2 separate regions of the Homo sapiens genome follow, and region 1 is linked to region 2. A link is an interaction called in ENCODE POLR2A ChIA-PET data of the cell type or tissue named here. Cell type or tissue: PC-3. All regions are shown on one strand. Each heading gives the region's core, and the rest is flanking DNA. Links, peaks and the distances in the headings are about the cores only.

Region 1 (7,365 bases), core at 1,061-6,060, 270 kb before region 2:
GTCCGTGTCGGTGAGGAACACGCGCACAGTGCTGAGTTTGTAGAGCAGCCGCAGGCAGACACCCGAGGCATCCCAGAACCGCACCGTGCCGTCCTCGTGCCTGTGGGCAGAACCCACCTGCCAGGCGTGAGAGGGATGCCAGCCGGGATGCCCAGGGGCTGGCTCGTCCACCTCAGGGCTCTGCTCCCACCCCACATATCCTACTGGGAAGAGGTGGGGTAGCATCAAAGTACCCTACCCTGTGAGCAGCAGGTCCCTCTGGGGTGGGGCTGGGGTCAGGCTGGTGCCACCATCAATTGGCCACTCCTAGAAAAAGAGACCAAGAAGTCCATGGGAGAGTTTGGCTTGCGGTGGGGCTGGGGCTGGGGCCAGGGCCAGACCTACCATGGTGGAGAAGTGTGCGTTCTGCCGGCTGCCGGCGGCAATGATCCGCTCCCACAGCTTCAGCGGGATGTTGGAGACGTGGTGAGAGCAGGTGATGGCGGAACAGTGCAGAGAAGCCAGGTAGGGCAGCTGGACCGGTGGCCAGCCTGCTGTCTGCAGGTCAATCACCACCAGCTCCTCCTCAGCCAGCACCACCAGGGCATAGGGGTCGTCAAAGGCTGGGGTACAGGGCAAGGGTCAGGGGCCGGGGCCAGGAGGAAGCAGCCCAGCTCTGTGGAATCAGAAGCTCCAGGGTTGGAGCCAGGGCATCTGCAGATCCAGAAAGCCCTGTTCTTGGCTGCTTGAGCAAAGCCTTTCCATCTCCAGGAGGGCAGCAGGTGTGGGCAGTAGCCCTGGCTCTGCATGCAAGGCTGCTGAGAGCTCCCTGGCACAGGGCTCCTGGGGGGATACACCTGGCTGGAAGGCAGGGTCCCAACCAGGATAGGCACCCCAGAGGCATGCAGCTGTGCCTGCCAACCCTCTTCCCTGGTTTCTCCTCCATGGGGCCTGCTCTCCCTGCTCAGATGCACCTGTCAAGCCTCTCCCCACAGGCAGCAGCACGCGTGGTCTTCAGCACACCAGTTGCTAGGGGTGGCATTTTCTTTACTGCACACAATCACATCACCTCACTCAGGCCTGGACCCAGCTAGTGCTCAATAAATGTGCGCTGGATGATTAAACCATTTGTCTTTTTTTTTTTTTTTCTTTTCTCGAGACAGGGTTTCACACTCTGTCGCCCAGGCTGGAGTACAGTGGTGTGATCTCGGCTCATTGCAACCTCCACCTCCAGGTTCAAGCGATCCTCCTGCCTCAGGCTCCCAAGTAGCTGGGATTACAGGTGTGAGCCACGATACCCAGCTAACTTTTGTATTTTTGGTAGAGACAGGGTTTCGCCATGTTGCTCAGGCTGGTGTTGAACTCCTGGGCTCAAGTGATCTTCCCACCTTGGCCTCCCAAAATGCTGGGATTACAGGCATGAGCCACTGTGCCCAGTCTTTTTTTTCTCTTTTTTTTTTGAGATGGAGTCTTGCTCTGTCACCCAGGCTGGAGTGTAGTGGTGCGATCTCAGCTCACTGCAACCTCCGCCTCCCGGGTTCAAGCGATTCTCCTGCCTCAGCTTCCCAAGTAGCTGGGATTACAGGCACTCACCACCACGCCTGGCTAATTTTTGTTTTTCTTTTTTATTTTTTGAGACGGAGTTTCGCTCTTGTTGCCCAGGCTGGAGTGCAATGGCATGATCTCGGCTCACTGCAACCTCTGCCTCCCGGGTTCAAGAGATTCTCCTGCCTCAGCCTCTCGAGTAGCTGGGATTACAGGCACATACCACCAATGCCTGGCTAATTTTTTATTTTTAGTAGAGACAGGGTTTCACCATGTTGGCCAGGCTAGTCTCGAACCCCTAACCTCAGGTGATCTGCCATCCTTGGCCTCCCAAAGTGCTAGGATTACAGCTGAGCCACTGCCCCTGGCTGACGCTGCCTCTTTGAAGTGCTTGTCTTCCCTGCTACTCTGGGGTCTGCTGCCCGCTGGCTGCTCCCAGGTGTTCTTTGCCAGATCCCCACCAAACTTCATGCCTCCAAGGCTTGAGGGTGCCCGGGCTCAGCTGTCCCATGGCTTCTCTTCTGTCTTCCTTACCACCTGGGCAGCCTCATCAGGGCCCCTGGTTTCACATCTCTTTTTTTCTTTAAACCTCAAAATCATTGAGCAGCCTTCACACATCTCTGCGTGGATGACTCCAAATGGACACCTTCCCGATCTCTCCTCTGAACTCCAGACCCATAAGCCCCAGTTGTCTACTCAGCATCTCCCTTATGGGTCTGGAGATCAGAGGAGACATTAAGTCCTCAGACTTGATCCCCGCCCAGCTGAGCTTGCTGCACCCTCTTGCCACTACCTTCTCCAGGATTCCTGGTGCTCCCAGCAAACCCTCACGTCATCCTTGACTGATCTCTCCTCCCCTCGTTTACCTCTCCCTAGACAAGGGGCCAAGAAATTACAGCCTGAGGACCAAATCTGGCCTCCTGCCTATTCCTGTCAATATGGCTGTCCTGGAACACGGATACGCCCCTTGTGTTGTCCATGGCTACATGTGCTCTGCAATGGCATTAGGCTGAGTAGCTGTGGGGAAGAAAGCCACCCAGCCCTTTATAGCAACAGTCTGTGAGCCCTGACCTGGCCCCTGAGCCAATGCTGAATGTTAGAAAAGACAGCGTAACCCCAGCCACCTCCTGCCAGTCCCATGGCCTGCACCGCAGCCCAAGCTGAGGTCACCTCTCCCTCGACTCTCACTGGGCTCCCGTCTTTGCTCCACTCCGTGTCCCCCACATGGCAGCCAGACAGATCCTTCTGGAGCAGAGGCTAGATCATGGCACCCCTGCTCAGGGCCCTCATCTCCCTCAAACCCCAAGTCCTTACCGTGCCTCCACGGCTCTATACGATCTGGCGCTGGCCACATCTGGACCAGCACGGGGGCCATTCTGCCCTCTCTTCGCCCCTACCTCATTGGAGCAAGCCAAGAGCCCTCCCAGCTCAGTCTGCACCCCAGGTCCCTACAGGGCAAGCCTTCCATCAGACTGCTTCCGTGTCTGCGCAAATACGTCCCCTTATCAGGGAGGCCTTGCCAACCCTTGTCTAAACCAGCACTGCTGTCCTCTGCCTGGCTTTTTTCTTACCTCTGACATTATCTGGCAACCTACTCACTCTGTCCACATACTCAGATCTAAGTTCCATGGGAACAGGGGCCTCATCTGTTTCTAGAACAGGGCCTGGCATATAGCAGTTGCTCATTAAACAGGAGAGCCTACCAAGGACAGCTGGGTCACAACCCGGCACAGCAGAACCATTACGTGAGAGCTTCAGGGTGCCCACATATCATCTGAGGGAAGCACCGCTCATCAGGCACCCACCTCCTGGCCTGCGGGACTGCGGGGAGTTGGGGACACAGAGGGACAATTGCAGGAAGGTGGCCTGTCCTAGAAAGCCCCAGCAGTCTCGAATTTGTAGCTCAGCAAGTTTCTTCCCTCCCTTCCTGACCTTTCCGCTGGGAATCAGGTAACTCAGTTAGCCCGGGGAGTGTGGCCACCATAGCCCAAGAGGCCCCCGCTCTGTGCCAACATGGCCCAAATGTTGTGGAAAGAGCAGAGCTGGGCCCTGCTCTCAGCATCCAGGGTGTGAGGAGGGAGGAGAGGCTGAGAAAGAAAGAAAAGCAGGTTTGGGGTTCCCCTGAACAGGGTAGATAGAGGCCGTGAGTACACAGACCAGGTGTCCTGAACAGCCCCGCCCCCTCACCTTTCGGCCTCAGGCCCTTTCAGGCCAGCATCATTAGGAGAGGGCCCTCCCTCCTGGAGAGCTCCTGCAGGGCTCCTCTCCAGGTTTCAACATCAGCCCTTTCTGGTCTTGCCTGTCACACAATTTACGAGGCTGACTCAGGGCTCTGCCGGTCCTGCTGGAGCTCCAGGAGGCTGCACAGCCACCTTCTGCCCTGCCCAGAAGGCGGGCTTTGCCATCTCTAAGCCAGGACCCTCTTGCCTCAGCGGGGTGGGTGTTAAATCCAACAGTACAGATCAGCCCCCTGTGGGCTAAGTCCCATTACAGTCTGGAAAGGGCAGAGAGCCCGGGGCAGACAGGAGGTGTGGCTGGGCTGGGTCTCTAGCTGGGGAGGGTGGCAGGGAGGCAGAGAAAGGAGCTGTAGGGCTTGATGACACTGCACCTTGGGGTGCAGTGAGGCTAAGGGACTCAGGACAGTGGTAGGCTTAGGAACATCTGTGCAGAGCCCTTTTTTTTTTTTTTTTTGAGACACAGTCTGGCTATGTCACCCAGGCTGAGTACAGTAGCATGATCCTGGTTCGCTGCAACCTCCACCTCCCAGGCTCAAGTGATCCTCCCACCTCAGCCTCCTGAGTAGCTAGGACTACAGGTACGTGCCACAACACCTGGCTAATTTTTTTATTTTTTGTAGAGACAAGGGTCTCCCTACGTTGTCCAGGCTGGACTTGAACTCCTGGGTTCAAGCGATCCTACCACCTTGGCCTCCCACAGCACTGGGGTTACAGGCAGGAGCCACTGCACCTGGCCCTGTCTTTACTGATGGTCCTGCCCCATGCCTCCCACACCTAACCCTGGGCACCCACTCCCGAAGCTCTCCTACTGGCTGCAGGGTCTGCCTCTGTGAGGACAGTGAAGCCGATGACACGGGAGGTGAAGTCGAAGGCCGTCTGCTGGCCATCGTGGATCACTGAGATGCAGTGGCGGTCCCCGTAGCTGGCCCGTGGCATGCCACCCTGGAAGATGGTGAAGGGCAACCTGGCAGGCACAGAGGAGCGGCAGTGGGCTGGGGCTCCTGGCACAGCCTCAACAGCCACAGGCCGGCAATCAAAGTCACCACTCAGTCAAGGTCCCCAGGAGCAGGGGAGACTGGACCCCATCTCCTTCCAACTGCTACAGCCCAGGAGGACTTGGAGGTAAGGTGAGGGCATCCAGGCTGGGGGCTCTGAGTCTCAGCAGCCACTCCTGCCTCATGCTGGGTGCCCCCACCAATTCTGTTTGAACATCACCCAGAGTGATTTTGTCTGAAGAAACAGGGCTGCCAACTAAAGGAGTTTAAGACCTGCTGCTCAGTACCGTCTCTCTGGGAAGGTGGAAGAAAGGAGCAAGAATGAACTTGGCAGGAATTGGGCCGCTGAGAGACGTGAATAGCGTCTACCCTGTCTCCCCTCCCTGGTGTCCAAGACCCCAACACGGGACCTGAGAGTGTTCACTGGCACCAACTTCCCAGGCAGAGGCCTAAGTGACCTTTCTAGCCCTCCAGGAAGGCTCTGGAGAGGAAAGAGGACCAGCATGGATACCTACCCCTGCCTAGTGGTCAGCCAGAGGATTCTGGTAATCGCTTTGCAAGGAAAGGGACCTGAAAGGAAAGGAATCGGCTTGAACGGATCCTCAAACTCTCAGACAAGTGTCAGTCCCCACAGGCACAGATCCCTCTAGCTCATGCCACATCCACATGGTAGACCTGTGCTTGGGAATCTTGCTCCGAGAAGTTCCCCAAGAAACTGGGTGAGGCGAACCCTGCTGTGTGGCTTTGGACAAAGCCTTTACCCTCTCTGGCCCTGGAGTTTGCTTCAGAATTGAGCAACCTGCACCTGAATCCAGGAGGCACTGGGGGTGGGCCCTGCCCGGCGGGTGAAACACTGACCGTAAGGCACGAGGCTGCGGAGGGGCTCTGGTTGCTGGGCTTCGCTGGACACGGGCCACTGGCAGTAGCTGCCGTCAGAGTGACAGCTGACGAGCAGGCGGCCGTCCCGCTGCCACCAGATGTTCTCCAGTTGCTATGGAGGAAGAGGAGAGGGACAGAGGGCAGCACGCTGGACCGAGGCGGCGTTCCCATCGCCTGCACCCCATGCCTCTGCACAGTGTGTATGTGCCACTTGGGGCCCTGGGAGAGCAACATGGCGCCTGCCATGTCCTGGGCACTGCCTACCTGGCTGCTGAGGAAGTGGTAGAGCACGCGGCTGCCCTGTAGGTCCCAGATGACAACGAGGCCTCGGCTGTAGCCGATCAGGATCTGGTTGGGGTCTCGAGGGTGCTCCTGCAGTGCCTCCACCATCTCGAACACACGCCGGTGGCGGGCCTCCTCTGGCAACCTGGGCGAGGGGAGTGCCGTGAGCCTCCGATGCCGTCCACCAGGGGGAATGGCCCCCAGCATGGCACAGCCATGGGGCTCCCTATGCAGAGGTGGCTGCTCCATGTGCCAGCATAGAAATATGGCTAGGGGCTGGGCGCAGTGGATGGCCGAGCGTGGTGGCTCATGCCTGTAATCCCAGCACTTTGGGAGCCCAAGGTGGGCAGGCCACTTGAGGTCAGGAGTTTGAGAGCAGCCTGGCCAACATGGCAAAACCCTGTCTCTACTAAAAATATAAAACATTAGCTGGGCGTGGTGGCACATGGCTATAACCCCAGCTACTTGGGAGGCGGAGGCGGGAGAATTGCTTGAACCCAGGAGGCGGAGGTTGCAGTGAGCCGAGATCGTGCCACTGCACTCCAGCCTGGGTGACAGAGTGAGACTCCATTTCCAAAAAAAAAGAAAGAAAGATGGCTAGGACATGTCACCAAGGGGAGAAGGGCAGCATGTAGAACAAGACAGAGACATGGACACAACCTCCAGTGATGTAAACACAGGCGGTACAATTATAAGGCAAGGCAAGGCAGTGACTTCTGGAAAAGTCAATGTGGGGGCAAGAGGGAGCCTTGACTAGGAAGGGTGCATAAGACCTCCGGAGGGCATCAAAGTTCTATTTCTATGCCCGGCAGGAAGGCTGCAAGGATGCTCTACAAGAATCTGTTAAACTGTACATTCATATTCAGTGCATTTTTGCAAAAGGGAGTGTTTAATAATAAAGAAGTTTTTTAGCCCCATAAAACAAAACTCTGTGTGAGTTGGCCTGGCCCTGGAGCCTTGACCCCTGCCCCGTCTCCAGGCCTGGAATGCTGCCGTGAGGGCTGGAGGTGTTGCAGCCAACAAAAAAACCACAAGGCAGCAGGCACAGGACCAACAGCCAACAGCAAGGATGTGGGAAGTGGACCCAGCCTGGACCCAAGCCACACTAAACCCAAGCTCTCCACATTATCTATATCTGGCACATCTACTGCTAGCACTGACCTCACTGACATTAGAATTTGAATCAAGAGTGAGAGTTGAAGGGGACTTTAATATTCAATATTTAATTTTTTTTTTTTGAGATGGGAGTCTCGCTCTGTTGCCCAGGCTGGAGTGCAGTGGTGTGACCTCGGCTCACCACAACCTCCACCTCCGGGGTTCAAGCAATTCTCCCTGCTCAGCCTCCCGAGTATCAGGGATTACAGGCACCCACAACCATGCCAGGCTAATTTTTTATACTTTTAGTAGAGACGGGGTTTCGCCATGTTGCCCAAGCTGGTCTCGAACTC
Region 2 (7,365 bases), core at 1,307-6,306:
CCGACTTGGATGGGGTCAGGAGAGACTTCAGAGAGACGGTGACTCCAGAACTGAGGCGTGGGGAAAGGAGGGAAAAAGGCTCATGCAGAAGCATGTGAGCATCCACCAAAGAAAAAACATCGAGTGTCAGCGGGGATGGCGAGAAACTGGAACCGCAGACCTCGCTGGTGGGAATGTATTAATAAGATGGTGCTGGCCAGGTGCAGTGGTTCACACCTGTAATCCCAGCACTTGGGGAGGCCGAGGCGGGTGGATCACTTGAGGTCAGGAGTTCGAGACTGGCCTGGCCAACAGGGTGAAACCCTGTCTCTACCAAAAATCTGAAAATTAGCTTCATGTGGTGGCGGGTGCCTGTAATCCCTCCCCACCCTCGGGAGGCAGGGGCAGGAGAATTGCTTGAAGCTGGGAGGCGGAGGTTGCAGCGAGCCAAGATGGTACCACTGCACTCCAGCCTGGGCAACAAGAGCAAAACTCTGTCTCAAAAAAAAAAAAAAAAAAAGCTCTGGAATTGGATAGCGGTGATGATTGCACAATATACTAAACAAACCCCACGAAGCTGTATATTTTTAAACATACAGTTTTTTGATGTTTTTTAATGTTATGTGAATTATATCTTAATACAAATAAGCTTTAAAAATCATTATGAGCCAGGTGCAGTGGCTCATGCCTGTAATCCAAGCAGTTTGGAAGGCTGAGACGGGAGGATTGCTTGATCCCAGGAGTTGGAGACCAACCTGGACAACATAGGAAAACCTCATCTCTACAAATAATAAAATAAAAATTAGCCAGGCATGGTGGTACACACCTGTGGTCCCAGTTATTCAGGAAGCTGAGGTGGGAGAATTGCATGAGTCTGGGCCGTCAAGGCTGCAATAAATCGTGATCATGCCACTGCACTGCCACTGGGCAACAGAGGAGGATCTCATCTCAAAAAAGAAAAAAAAGATTGTGATACAACCAACAAAAGTTATACTTTATGAAAAACTTAAAAAACATGGAAAACATCATCATAGTACAATGTTAAATGAAAGCGCATAATCTTACATGTACAGTAGGATTATAATTGTGTTAAAAACAAAAACACATCACTTAAATACAGGAAAAGCCCAGTGGAAAGAAATGTATCAATACTGGGACAGGAGAAAATCTGTTTCTGTCTTGGGAGTAATGACATGACCACCCTGCCTGATTTGCTATGGATTTGAGGAGGCTTTAGGCCCATTTTCTCATAGCCTGCTTCTTAGATTTGGAGCTCCCAAAAGTAGTCAACTTTTTTTTTTTTTTTTTTTTTCAGATGGAGTCTCACTCTGTCATCCAGGCTGGAGTGCAGCGGTGCGATCTCAGCTCACTGCAAGCTCCACCTCCCGGGTTCACACCATTCTCCTGCCTCAGCCTCCCAAGTAGCTGGGACTACAGGTGCCCTCCACCACGCCCAGCTAATTTTTTGTATTTTTAGTAGAGACGGGGTTTCACCATGTTAGCCAGGATGGTCTTGATCTCCTGACCTCATGATCCTCCTGCCTCGGCCTCCCAAAGTGCCGGGATTACAGGCGTGAGCCACCTCGCCCGGCCCATTTTTTGTTTTTGAGACGGGGTCCTGCACTCCCAGGCTGGAGTGCAGTGGCATGATTTTGGCTCACTGTAGCCTTGACCTCCCAGGCTCAAGAGAACCTTCCACCTCAGCCTCCCAAGGAGCTAGGACTACAGGCGCGTGCCACACATCCAGCGGTTTTTTTTTTTTTTTTTTTTTGGTAGAAACAAAGTCTCACTATTGTTGCCCAGGCTGGTCTTGAACTCCTGGGCTCAAGTAATCCTCCTGCCTCAGCCTTCCAAAGTGCTGGGAGAGGTAGTCATCCTTGAGTCAGGAACCGTAAATTGTCACGGAAGAAGACGTGGTCTGTGGCTAGGCGCGGTGGTTCACGCCTGGAATCCCAGCACTTTGGGAGGCCGAGGAAGGCAGATCACCTGAGGTTAGGAGTTCGAGACCAGCCTTGCCAACATGGTGAAACTCTGTCTCTACTAATAATAAAAAATTAGCTGGGTGTGGTGGCGCGTGCCTGTAATCCCAGCTACTCAGGAGGCTGAGGCAGGAGAACTGCTGAAACTTTGGAGACAGAGGTTGCAGTGAGCCAAAACCGCTGCCACTACATTCCAGCCTGGGCTACAGAGCGAGACTCTGTCTCAAAAAATAAAAAATAAAAGAAGACATGGTTTGCGGTGGATGTGGGACATGTCAACCCTTCCACACACAGACACCTCTACCTTCACGACAGGGCTGCACTCTGTTCTCTGTGTGCATTTGATGGCAGGCAGGGTGAAGATGGGCTTCCCACAGACACAGCAAAAATTCCTTTTATTTTATTTTTTGAGACAGATTTTCGCTCTTGTTGCCCAGGCTCGAGTGCAGTGGCGTGATCTTGGCTCACTGCAACCTCTGCCTCCCAGGTTCAAGCGATTCTCCTGCCTCAGCCTCCCGAGTAGCTGGGATTATAGGCACCTTCCACCACGCCTGGCTAATTTTTGTTGTATATTTAGTAGAGAAGGGGTTTCACCATGTTGGCCAGGCTGGTCTTGAACTCCTGACCTCAGTTGATCCACCCACCTCGGCCTCCCAAAGTGCTGGGATTACAGGAGTGAGCCACCGCGCCCAGCCAGAAAATTCTTTCTCACAGAAGCTCAGAAACAGGTGATGAGTGAGGAGGCGTGGTCACCCACAACAGTTGATGATCTGGTCAAAGAGAACCAAATGCCGAAAACCACAAAGCTGGAAGCCTTGAGACCCTCCAGCAAACTTGGGAACCCTTCTTCTCTGGCCTGGTATTGACATTTCCTGTAGCCTCTTTTTGGAATTTCCTGTAGCGAAACAACGGAGTTTCGCTCCTGTTGCCTAGGCTGGAGTGCAATGGCGCGATCTCAGCTCACAGCAACCTCCGCCTCCCGGATTCAAGCCATTCTCCTGCCTCAGCCTCCAGAGTAGCTGGGATTACAGGCAGGTGCCACCACGCCCAGATAATTTTTATAGTTTTAGTAGAGACGGGGTTTCACCATGTTGGCAAGGCTGGTTTCAAACTCCTAACCTCAAGTGATCTGCCTGCCTCGGCCTCCCAAAGTGCTGGGATTACAGGCATGAGCCACCTCACCCAGCTAGTTTTTTATTATTAGTAGAGACAGGGTTTCACCACGTTGGCCAGGCTGGTCTCAAACTCCTGACGTCAGATGATCCGCCCGCCTCGACCTCCTGAAGTGCCGGCATTACAGACGTGAGCCACCGCACCCGGCGCCCTGTAGCCTCTTGATGTTTGACTCCCCTGAGAAGAGCAACAGAAGAAAGTCAAAATGGGTAAGAAATCAGCTATTGAAAGTTACTGGACAGTGAATCCTCTCTTTCTTTCTTTCTTTTTTTTTTTTATTTTAGTTTACTGGTGTTTGAGTCATTTGCTGAGTAAATCTGAAAGAACAAAGAAAAAAAGGAACTGTTGCCAAGGTGCCCCTATCTTTGGGGCTTGCAGCCTATCAGAACTTCCTCCAGAATCCTCCATCAGTGGTTGGCTTCTCATTATTTCCTCAGCCCTTTAGCTCTATTAAGTTTTAAAAAATAAAATGAAGGCCGGCCATAGTGGCTCATGCCTGTAATCTCAGCACTTTGGAAGGCCAAGGTGGGTGGATTGCTTGAGGTCAGGAGTTCAAGACCAGCCTGGGCACACCCCGTCTCATTTAAAAATAAAATAAAATAAAATAAAATGATGGAGATTTATATCCATGCAAAAACCTGCACATGAAGGCTTATGGCAACTTTATTCATAAATGCTAAAGCTTGGAAGCAACTAAGATGTCCTGTTTTTTTGGGTTTTTTGAGACGGAGTCTCGCACTGTCACCTGTGCTGGAGTACAATGGCATGATCTCAGCTCACTGCAACCTCCGCCTCCCAGGTTCAATCAATTCTCCTGCCTTAGCCTCCTAAGTAGCTGGGATTACAGGCGCCTACCACCACGTCCAGCTAATTTTTTGTATTTTTAGTAGAGACGGGGGTTTCACTATGTTGGCCAGGCTGGTCTCGAACTCCTAACCTCGTGATCTGCCCACCTCGGCCTCCCAAAGTGCTGGGATTACAGGCATGAGCCACTGTGCCCAGCTAAGACATCCTTTAATAGGTGAATGGATAAGCAAACTGTGTGCTGGAACCGCACAATGAAATGTTATTCCACACCAAAAAGAAACACACTATCAGGCCAGGAGAAATTGTGGAAAAACCTTAGCTGCATATTGCTGAGTGAAAGAAAGCCTGATCCAAGAGGGCAAGAATTCTGATTGATTCACTGCTGAATCTCCAACATCTAAAACAGTGTCTGGCCAAAACAGGCCCTCAATATTTGATGAGTTGTTGTTTTTTTTAAGTCCAGGCATATGGTGGCTCAAACCCTTGATCCCAGCACTTTGGGAGGCTGAAGCGAGGTGATTGCTTAAGGCCAGGAGCTCGAGACCAGCCTGGACAACATAGTGAGACTCCATCTCCATTAAAAAAAAAAAAAAAAAAAAAAAAGGCCGGGCACAGTGGCTCACGCCTGTAATCCCAGCACTTTGGGAGGCTGAGGCAGGTGGATCACGAGGTCAAGAGATCGAGACCATCATGGCTAACACGGTGAAACCCCGTCTCTACTAAAAATACAAAAAATTAGCTGGGCGTGGTGGCAGGTGCCCGTAGTCGCAGCTACTCGGGAGGCTGAGGCAGAATGGCTTGAGCCCGGGAGGCAGAGCTTGCAGTGAGCCGAGATTGCGCCACTGCACTCCAGCCTGGGCAACAGAGCGAGGCTCCGTCTCAAAAAAAAAAAAAAATGCAGATTATATTTTAGAACTGTGGAGGTGCAGAGGCAGCAAGGCTTGACCTACCCTGTAGTCCAACTCCATCTGAACAGATGAAGGAACTGCAGCCCAGAGAAGGAAAGTTACTTGCCAGAGACACACAGCAAGTTGCCTTCTGACTTTCAGGCCTCTTACAGAGAGCTGACCAACTCAGTTAGATGTTAAGAGACTCATTTGCCTCAGAAGCATCAGCTCAAGCAGCTGCTAAATACCAACTCTATTTGGTCAAGGCCAAGGAGATATTTACTCCTTCTTAGGAGGCGGGGGAAGTCCAAAGGAGCTTTTTATAGGCCTCTTTAGGGTAAGTGTTGGTGAAGTCACAGAAGGATTCACTTCCCCAAGCTGACGGGAACCGTTACTTTCTGGTTTCTCTTTTCAGATTTACTAAACATATTTAACTTAAAATGAAATGGCCAAATTTGAAATATATAAAAACTACAATCCGGGTCAGCCCAGGAAAACTAGCATCTACCTCCAGTCTCATCTCATCCCAGCCACCAATTTGCCACCTGACCTTGAGGGACTGCAGGCACATCTCCTAGTCCTTCTGGGCCCCGGCCAGATGAAATGACCTCCATGAATCTTTCCAGTTCTGACCATCTGTGGTGCCCTGGGTCTAAGTCACCCTACAATTAGCCTGTAGTCAAAGGTCCTTCCTGGCTTATCTGCTGATTGGCCTTTGAAGAGGCCCATTCTAAAATGTGGGTTTGCTCTAGTTCAGGAAAACAAAGTAGGGCCAAAGATCTCCTTAGCCAAAGAGATGATCTGGAAAGAGGTTAGCAATCAGTTCACAAACTGACCTGGACAACAGAGATAAAACATGAGGGCTGCACTTGCATGGGGAAATAAGGCAATCCCTAAGCAAGGAGACAGAGGGAGTGAGGGAGGACAGTGCAGCCCGGAAGACCACAGTGAGGGACGCTTTCGACTAGAACAGGAAGTCAAATTTCTTTTTTAGGTTCTGCCCATTATGGGCCAACTTAACATCTTTATTTTTATTTATTTATTTATTTTTGTTTATTTTTGAGATGGAGTCTTGCTGTGTTGTCCAGGCTGGAGTGGAGTGATCTCGGCTCACTGCAACCTCCTCCTCCCAGGTTCAAGTGATTCTCCTGCCTCAGCCTCCTGAGTAGCTGGGATTACAGGTGCCCACCACCACGCCCAGATAATTTTTGTATTTTTAGTAGAGACGGGGTTTCACCATGTTGGCCAGGCTGGTCTCGAACTCCTCACTTCAAGTGATCCACCTGTCTCGGCCTCGCAAAGTGCTGGGATTACAGGCATGAGTCACTGCACCAAGCCCACCTTAACATCTTTTTTTTTTTTGAGATGGAGTCTCACTCTTGCCACCCAGGCTGGAGTGCAGTAGTGTGATCTCAGCTCACTGCAACCTCCGCCTCCTGGGTTCAAGTGATTCTCCTGCTTCAGCCTCCTGAGTAGCTGGGATAACAGACACCTGCCACCATGCCCAGCTAATTTTTGTACTTTTAGTAGAGACGGGGTTTCACCATGTTGGCCAGGTTGGTCTTGAACTTCTGACCTTAGGTGACCCATTCACCTCGGCCTCCCAAAGTGCTGGTATTACAGGCGTGAGCCATCGTGCCCGGCAACACCTTTAACTATCTTTTTCCTGTGTGGACAATGCTTATCATTACTTGCATTGAGTGAAAAAAGAAAAAAGGTCATCATTTTGTGTACACATGAACTGATTTTCAACAAACATGAACAGAGCAGTTTAGTGGAGAAAGAATAGACTTTTCAACAAAAACAGAGTTCCATGTACTAGAACAATTAAATATCCAAGTACAAGAAAAAAACCTTCAATATCTCATACCAAACAAAAAATAACTAAAAATGGATCAGAGACCTAGATGTAAAACCTAAAACTATAAAATTTCTATTAGAAAACATAGGAGAAAATCTTTATAACCTTTGACTAGGCAAAGATTTCTTTGGTAAAGGCCAGGCATGGTGGCTTACACCTGTAATCCCAGGACTTTGGGAGGCCCAGGAGTTTAAGACCAGCCTGAGCAGCATAGGGAGATCCTATGCTGTCTCTACCAAAAATTAAGGCCAGGCACGGTGGCTCATGCCTGTAATCCTAGCACTTTGGGAGGCTGAAGCAGGCAAATCACTTGAGGTCAGGGGTTTCACAATGTTGGCCAGGCTGGTCTCAAACTCCTGACCTCAAGATGACCAACCCAGCTTGGCCTCCCAAAGTGCTGGTACAGGTGTGGGCCACCGCATCTGGCCAGGAACCAATTCTTTTTTGAGACACGATGGCTGCAAACATCACAAAATGACAGACAAGCAGGCATTATGGTGTTCCTCATGGAAATACACAACACCATGTAAGTAGTCTCATTTAAAAAAAAAAAAAAAAAAAAAAAAAACGTTGGCCGGGCGCCGTGGCTCATGCCTGTAATCCTAGCACTTTGGGAGGCTGAGGCAGGTGGATCACCTGAGGTCAGGAGTTCGAGACCAGCCTGACCAACATGGTGAAA

The links. Peaks named below come from ENCODE experiments on the same cell type or tissue, not always from the same donor. Only the 100,000 strongest peaks of a DNase experiment are listed, where the experiment ranks them.
Region 1: POLR2A ChIA-PET joins it to region 2 with 6 read pairs; 3 of 35 experiments call an interaction of 5 or more read pairs at or near these places.

The regions. Positions count from the first base shown.
Region 1 is chr17:75,561,713-75,569,077 of GRCh38, reverse strand. It overlaps LLGL2 (LLGL scribble cell polarity complex component 2), which reads right to left. Exons shown (of 26, transcript NM_001031803.2): 7 at 5,900-6,062; 8 at 5,615-5,747; 9 at 5,272-5,326; 10 at 4,571-4,725; 11 at 385-602; 12 at 239-306; 13 at 1-100. Among named protein-coding and RNA genes, the nearest start is that of MYO15B, 22 kb to the left of the region's middle. RefSeq lists an enhancer at 2,040-2,189 and a silencer at 6,596-6,890. In PC-3, for the core only: no CTCF peak of the experiment used is centred there; a DNase peak (open chromatin) is centred at 3,827.
Region 2 is chr17:75,293,654-75,301,018 of GRCh38, reverse strand. LOC124904059 (a long non-coding RNA gene) reads right to left here and starts at 5,500. Exons shown (of 2, transcript XR_007065908.1): 1 at 5,376-5,500; 2 at 3,140-3,308. RefSeq lists enhancers at 2,931-3,010, 3,181-3,440, 4,853-4,902, 4,943-4,992, 5,013-5,102 and 1 more and a silencer at 6,293-6,482. In PC-3, for the core only: no CTCF peak of the experiment used is centred there; no DNase peak of the experiment used is centred there; H3K27ac peaks cover 614 bases.